2 separate regions of the Homo sapiens genome follow, and region 2 is linked to region 1. The links are chromatin loops, found by intact Hi-C in ENCODE. Cell type or tissue: GM12878. All regions are shown on one strand. Links, peaks and the distances in the headings refer to the core of each region. The heading gives the core; the rest is flanking DNA.

Region 1 (2,802 bases), core at 18-2,517:
GAGACGGAGTCTTGGTGTGTCACCCAGGCTGGAGTGCAGTGGCGCCATCTCAGCTCATTGCAACCTCTGCCTATCTACCGGGTTCAAGCTATTCTCATGCCTCAGCTTCCTAAGTAGCTGGGACTACACGCATGCACCACAATGCCTGGCTAATTTTTGTATTTTTAGTAGAGACTGGTCTTGAACTCCTGACCTCAGGTGATCCAACCACCACCTCCCAAAGTGCTCAATCAAATGTTAAAACACGGCGTTTCAAAGAAGGTCATACTTTGTGCAGGCCACATGGGCCATGTGCTCCCATCCTAGGGATAAAGCCTCATTCTCCATTTCACAGGAGGCCTTCAATGCAAAGATAGCAAAAGGATTTTCTGGTCCAGAAATTTATCAATCACCACCACACAGAGTCTCCCCCAGTGCCTCCCTTAATATCTAATAATGAAAAGCTGGGCTACGAGGGATCCCACTGGCAAGCATTCTTATCTTTTCTGCACTGAAGTGGGGGAGAGCCCCAAATTTAGGTGTTACCAGTGTTTTAATTAAATAATCATCCTGGGCTGTGAAATTAAATCTCAAATTACCAAGAAGTACCTGGTAGTTAAAATTAATTAGCAATTTTAGCCAAGCTGTTCTCTCAATTTCCCGTTGGCTTTGCATCCTGTGCAGTAGGACAGGCTCTAGTGTGGTATAAGGTTCCCCACCAACAGGGTCCCCCTCTGCACAGAGAATCTAAATCTCAAAGTGCAAATGTTTAGACTATAACCCAGTTACTGGAATAGGCACAGAGAGAACACCTGAATCCAATTACTTTCTCTCTAGCTAAGACTTTCATACAAAACTCTGAGCTTGTTTGAGTGCTGAATGACTCCAGTGAAGCCTGTCACCCACGCCTCTCCAGCCAGCCAGCGTCTGAAGGCCTAGAAATGTTTGCAGAATCTTGCCTGTATCATCTATTCAAGATCAAAAACGTGTCTCAGTGTCTTGGCTTCTAATGGATTTTTGGAAAAGTCATCTTCAGCTAAGACGCTTTGTCTGTTGTGAATTATCTTGGGGTGTGTGTGTGTATATGCGGTTGGGAGGGGAAGGTGGGGAGAGGATTACGGGGTCACTGAGCATCTGTCGGCCGCATCTGCCACTGGGTCTGACTCTGGCTTCAGTCTGCTTTGCTTCACTCACTCCTTGCTGCTGGCATCTCACATACCGATGTCATTAGGCACTGTCTGCCCCGGTCCTCCTACAATCCAGCCAGTACAGTTCCCGTCACAGCAAGTGCTTCCTCTCTCGGAGCAGACAAACTAACTGAAGCCACAGCCGGAAGCAGGCTGACCACAAGTGCTAAGGTTCTGGTTAGTTCTTTTCTAGGTAAAGTTGGAAAAGTCCCTGCGAAGGCAAACACTGAAGTTTTAGATATGGGGGTGGTACTGACCAACCTCTTGAAATGTCCTTGACTGGAAAGAGGGAGAGAGACAGAGAGAGGGAGTGAGTGTGTGTGTGTGTGTGTGTGTGAGAGAGAGAGAGAGAGAGAGAGAGACAAAGACAGACAGACGGAGGAGGAAGTTGGATTGTATGATGCAAATGCGAATCATTCTGAGAAGTGGGGTATTTTTTTTTCTTCCCAGGTTCAAAAGAAGAGGCTGTTCTAAGAAAGACTACCGAGTAATCAATCACCTCCTCAGAGAAAGTCTGCTCAGGTAGAGTTTTACGTTTACCACCTAAACGATGGAACATTTTTGTGGAATCTTTTATAGCCAAATCAGAGAATGAGGCGTTGAGGGTGAGGGGGGCTTGAGGGCAAAAGAAAGGGTCATGGGGGAGAAGATGGGTCCTAGAAAAATGGTCTTGTTGCTTTCTCTGCCCTTGAGAATCCCCTCTGGGAAGACGCAAGGAGGCGAAGATGGTCTTTCCAACTCAAATGGCAGCTTCATGTCTACTGCTCTCACTAGGCAGGAAGACAAACTGGATGTTCTCAGAATGCCTAGGGATGCTCAGGTGATGGAAACGACTAGAAGGGGGTACGGGGTAGGCCTGGAAACAGAGATTTGGCCTCCCCATGTATTTAAACCCTCAGAAAATGTCAGGAGGAGGAGGCTTGAAGATAATATTTATGTCTTCAAAAGCAGGAATATGGGACACTTAACGGACTTTAAATCATTTGTCCCTTTTATGAGCTAGGGTGATTATTTTCATTGAAGAGGAAGAAAAAAAAATTAGTCTTTAGAGCTAATTTTTCTAAGATCACAGCAAAACAAAATGAAACCTAAACCCTCCAAAAACAAAAACACAGAATCTGTTGGTTTTGGTGAAAAAATAGTCATCTTTATGTTCAGTAGCTCTGAAATGCCACTTAATAATATCTATTATAGGCCAGGCATGGTGGCTCACGCCTGTAATCCCAGCGCTTTGGGAGGCTGAGGTGGACGGATCACCTGAGGTCAGGAGTTCGAGACCAACCCGGCCAACATAGTGAAACCCTGTCTCTACTAAAAATACAAAAAAATTAGCTGGGCATGGTGGCATGTGCCTGTAATCCCAGCTACCCAGGAGGCTGAGGCAGGAGAATCGCTTGAACCCAGGAGGCAGAGGTTGCAGTGAGCCGAGATGGTGCCAATGCACTCCAGCCTGGGCAACAGAGCAGGACTCCGTTTCACACACACACACAAAAAAAAAAAAAAAAAAAAAAAAACTGTTATACATGTTTTAAAAAAAACCCTAAAAAATGGATCCCATCTTTGGACACAGTAAGATCAGAGACAGCCTGAGGCTCAGGGGGAGGGAGGGAGGGAGTGATAAATAGGAGGTGTGCAG
Region 2 (2,802 bases), core at 94-2,593, 96 kb before region 1:
CTGAGGCAGGAGAATTGCTTGAACCAGGGAGGCGGAGGTTGTGGTGAACTGAGATCACATCACTGCACTCCAGCCTCAGCAACAAAGTGAGACTGTCTCAAAAAAAAAAAAAGAAAGAAAGAAAGACCTGGATCCCAGGCCTGTGCTGCTTTTTACCAGTGGTACATCCTTGAGTCAAATTACAGAGTGACTTCTAGCTGGCTGTCACTGTCCTAGTGGAGTAGAAAGAGGCCCAGACATTCCGGTTATCCCAGCAGAGCCCAGGGTAGTCCAGCCCAGCTAACCCACCAGCTGACTGCAGCTGCATGAGTGAGCGTAGGTGAGACCAGCACAATCCACAGAATTGTGGGAAACAATAAATCATTGTTTTAAGCCACTAAATTTTAGGGTGGTTTGTTACACAGAGAATACATAAGTGAGACTCCAAACTTCCCACGACCTCACCACTACCACCACCCCACAACACACACGCACACACACGCCCTTGAGCATCTCTCTGGCTTGCCAGTGGCAATCACTGACCGCTTTGCTGTTCCTGTCTTCATCTTACCCGACATTAAAACTCACCCTCTACTTTGGCCTGGCCTGCAAGAACCTTGCAGTCCATTAATGGGTTTGAAAACAGACTCATACTTTGGTTCATACTGAGGTGTTAGTAACTGATGTTAGCTTAATGTTTTACATGGCTTTCACCCAAAGGACTAGCTCCCTTAAATGAGGAAATTTAGGCCCCAAGGCAGGCAAAGTCCTGGGCAGCATCCTCCTTGTAAATGGCTGTATCTTTGACTTAGAGGTAGACCTTTATGTGTATGGAAATGAAAGAAGGTGCCTCCTAGCTTCAGACTCCTTTTACCTGCTTCTAATACTGCACTTTGTTTTAGAGAACAGTGGTTTCCAATGAGGGTGGAGACTTCAGGGCTTATTTTAAAAGCCCATTCTTGGCTCTGCCCACAGGGATGCTGAGATTCTGATTCAGCAGGCTTGGGTGTGGCCTGGTTCTCTGTATTTTCACCAGGTTTCTTAGTGATTCTGAAAATCTCTCTCTCTTTCTCTTCCTCTCTCTCTCTCACACACACACACACACACACACACACACACACACACACAATCCAGCTCAATTGAACATAGAGTAGGCAGCAGTGGAAACAGCCCAAAGTTCACCTCCTGTAGTAACATGGTGGGGGTGAATGGGTCTAATTTTATAACACGTGACTATCTTTTGTCACTGATTGAAAGAAGGGAATAATTATACCTTCCCACAAGGGGCAGAGTGTGGTGTCTATACCAGAATTGCATCCTGGAAGTACTGACTTTCTAAGATCTAGGATGGAAAGGGAGATTTGAGAGATGATCTGATTATACATGGGGATATTCATATGCACCCACAGGAAAAAATAAGATATACTATTTTTAAAGGTCCTCAAAGTGGGCAGTTTCAAAATTTGGTTTCAGGTTCATTAATTTCCAAATCTGGAATTTGTCACCTTTTGTCATTAAAAATGAAAGCCCAGTAATTTTTTTAAAAAATCTTTTGGGGTTTTTTTTTGTTTGTTTGTTTTGTTTTTAGAAATTCACATGGTACAAAATTCAAAAGACACAAGAGTGTATACAGTGGATTATTTCCCTCCTATCCTGGTCCCCTAGCCATCTAGTCCCCTTCTCTGGGCCCAAGGTTTACCAAAAAAAAAGTTTTTTAATTGAGGTAAAATTCACATAACAGAATTCACCATTTTAACTATTTTAAGGTATTATAATTCAGTGGTTTTAGTATAACCACAGTGTTTGGCAACCATGATGCTTATCCATTTCTGAAATATTCCCATTACCCCAAAATGAAACCCCTTATACCCCAATTCCCCTTCCCTTACCCCTTAACAACCACTAACCTACTTTCTAGCAGTATGGGTTTGCCCATTTTGCCATTTCATCGAAGTGGAATCATAAAACATGTGCCCTTTTGTGACTGACTTCTTTCAGTTACCATAATGTTTTCAAGGTTCACCTATGCTGGAGCAAGTATCATTTCCTTTTTATGATTTGATAATAATATTCGATTGTATGGATATACCACATTTTGTTTATCCGTTCAACCATTGATGGACATTTGGATTATTTCCTCCTTTTGGCTGTTATGAATAATGTTGCTATGAGCATTTGTGTACAAGAGTTTGTGTGGACATACATTTTCAGTTCTTTTGAGTGTACTTTTAGTAGAATTTCTGGATCCTTTGATAACTCTAATTTTTTTAGAAACTGCCAAAGTGTTTTTCCAAATTGGCTGAACAATTTTACGTTCCCATCAGCAATGTTGGAGGGTTCCAATTTCTCCACATCCTCACCAACACTTGTTATTTTGTTTTTGTGTTTTTATAGCCTTCCTAGTGAGCTGAAATCGTATCTTACTGTAATTTTTATTTGCATTTACCTAATGACGAATAATGCTGAGCATATTTTCGTGTGCTTATCGGTCATTTGTATATCTTCTTTGGAGAAAAGTCTATTCAAGTTCTTTTCTCATTTTTTGAATTGGATTGTTTATTGTTGAGTTATAAGAATTACTTATATATCCTGGACCCTTATCTGAGACCCTTATCAAACATGATTTGCAAATATTTTCTCCCATTCCTTAGGTTGCCTTTTCACTTTTATGATAGTGTCCTTTGATCCACAAAAGCCTTTAAATTTTGGTCGAGTCCAGTTGTAACTACTTTTTCTTTTGTTGTGTTTTGGATGTCATATTTAAGAAATCATTACCTAATCTAAAGTCACAAAGGTTTATGTCTAGCTCTCTTCTAACTATAA

Evidence for each region. A loop is a pair of places that touch in the nucleus more often than their neighbours do. Peaks named below come from ENCODE experiments on the same cell type or tissue, not always from the same donor. Only the 100,000 strongest peaks of a DNase experiment are listed, where the experiment ranks them.
Region 2: it touches region 1 in a loop (2.1-fold over the local background); 1 of 110 quality-filtered maps calls a loop at or near these places.

The regions. Positions count from the first base shown.
Region 1 is chr3:4,829,833-4,832,634 of GRCh38, reverse strand. All of the region lies in intron 60 of ITPR1 (inositol 1,4,5-trisphosphate receptor type 1), which reads right to left. LOC124906209 (a long non-coding RNA gene) reads left to right here. Exons shown (of 5, transcript XR_007095795.1): 3 at 1,617-1,688. Among named protein-coding and RNA genes, the nearest start is that of EGOT, 80 kb to the right of the region's middle. In GM12878, for the core only: no CTCF peak of the experiment used is centred there; a DNase peak (open chromatin) is centred at 1,334; H3K4me3 peaks cover 823 bases; H3K27ac peaks cover 1,690 bases.
Region 2 is chr3:4,926,069-4,928,870 of GRCh38, reverse strand. All of the region lies in intron 1 of BHLHE40-AS1 (BHLHE40 antisense RNA 1), which reads left to right. Among named protein-coding and RNA genes, the nearest start is that of BHLHE40, 52 kb to the left of the region's middle. In GM12878, for the core only: no CTCF peak of the experiment used is centred there; no DNase peak of the experiment used is centred there; H3K27ac peaks cover 207 bases.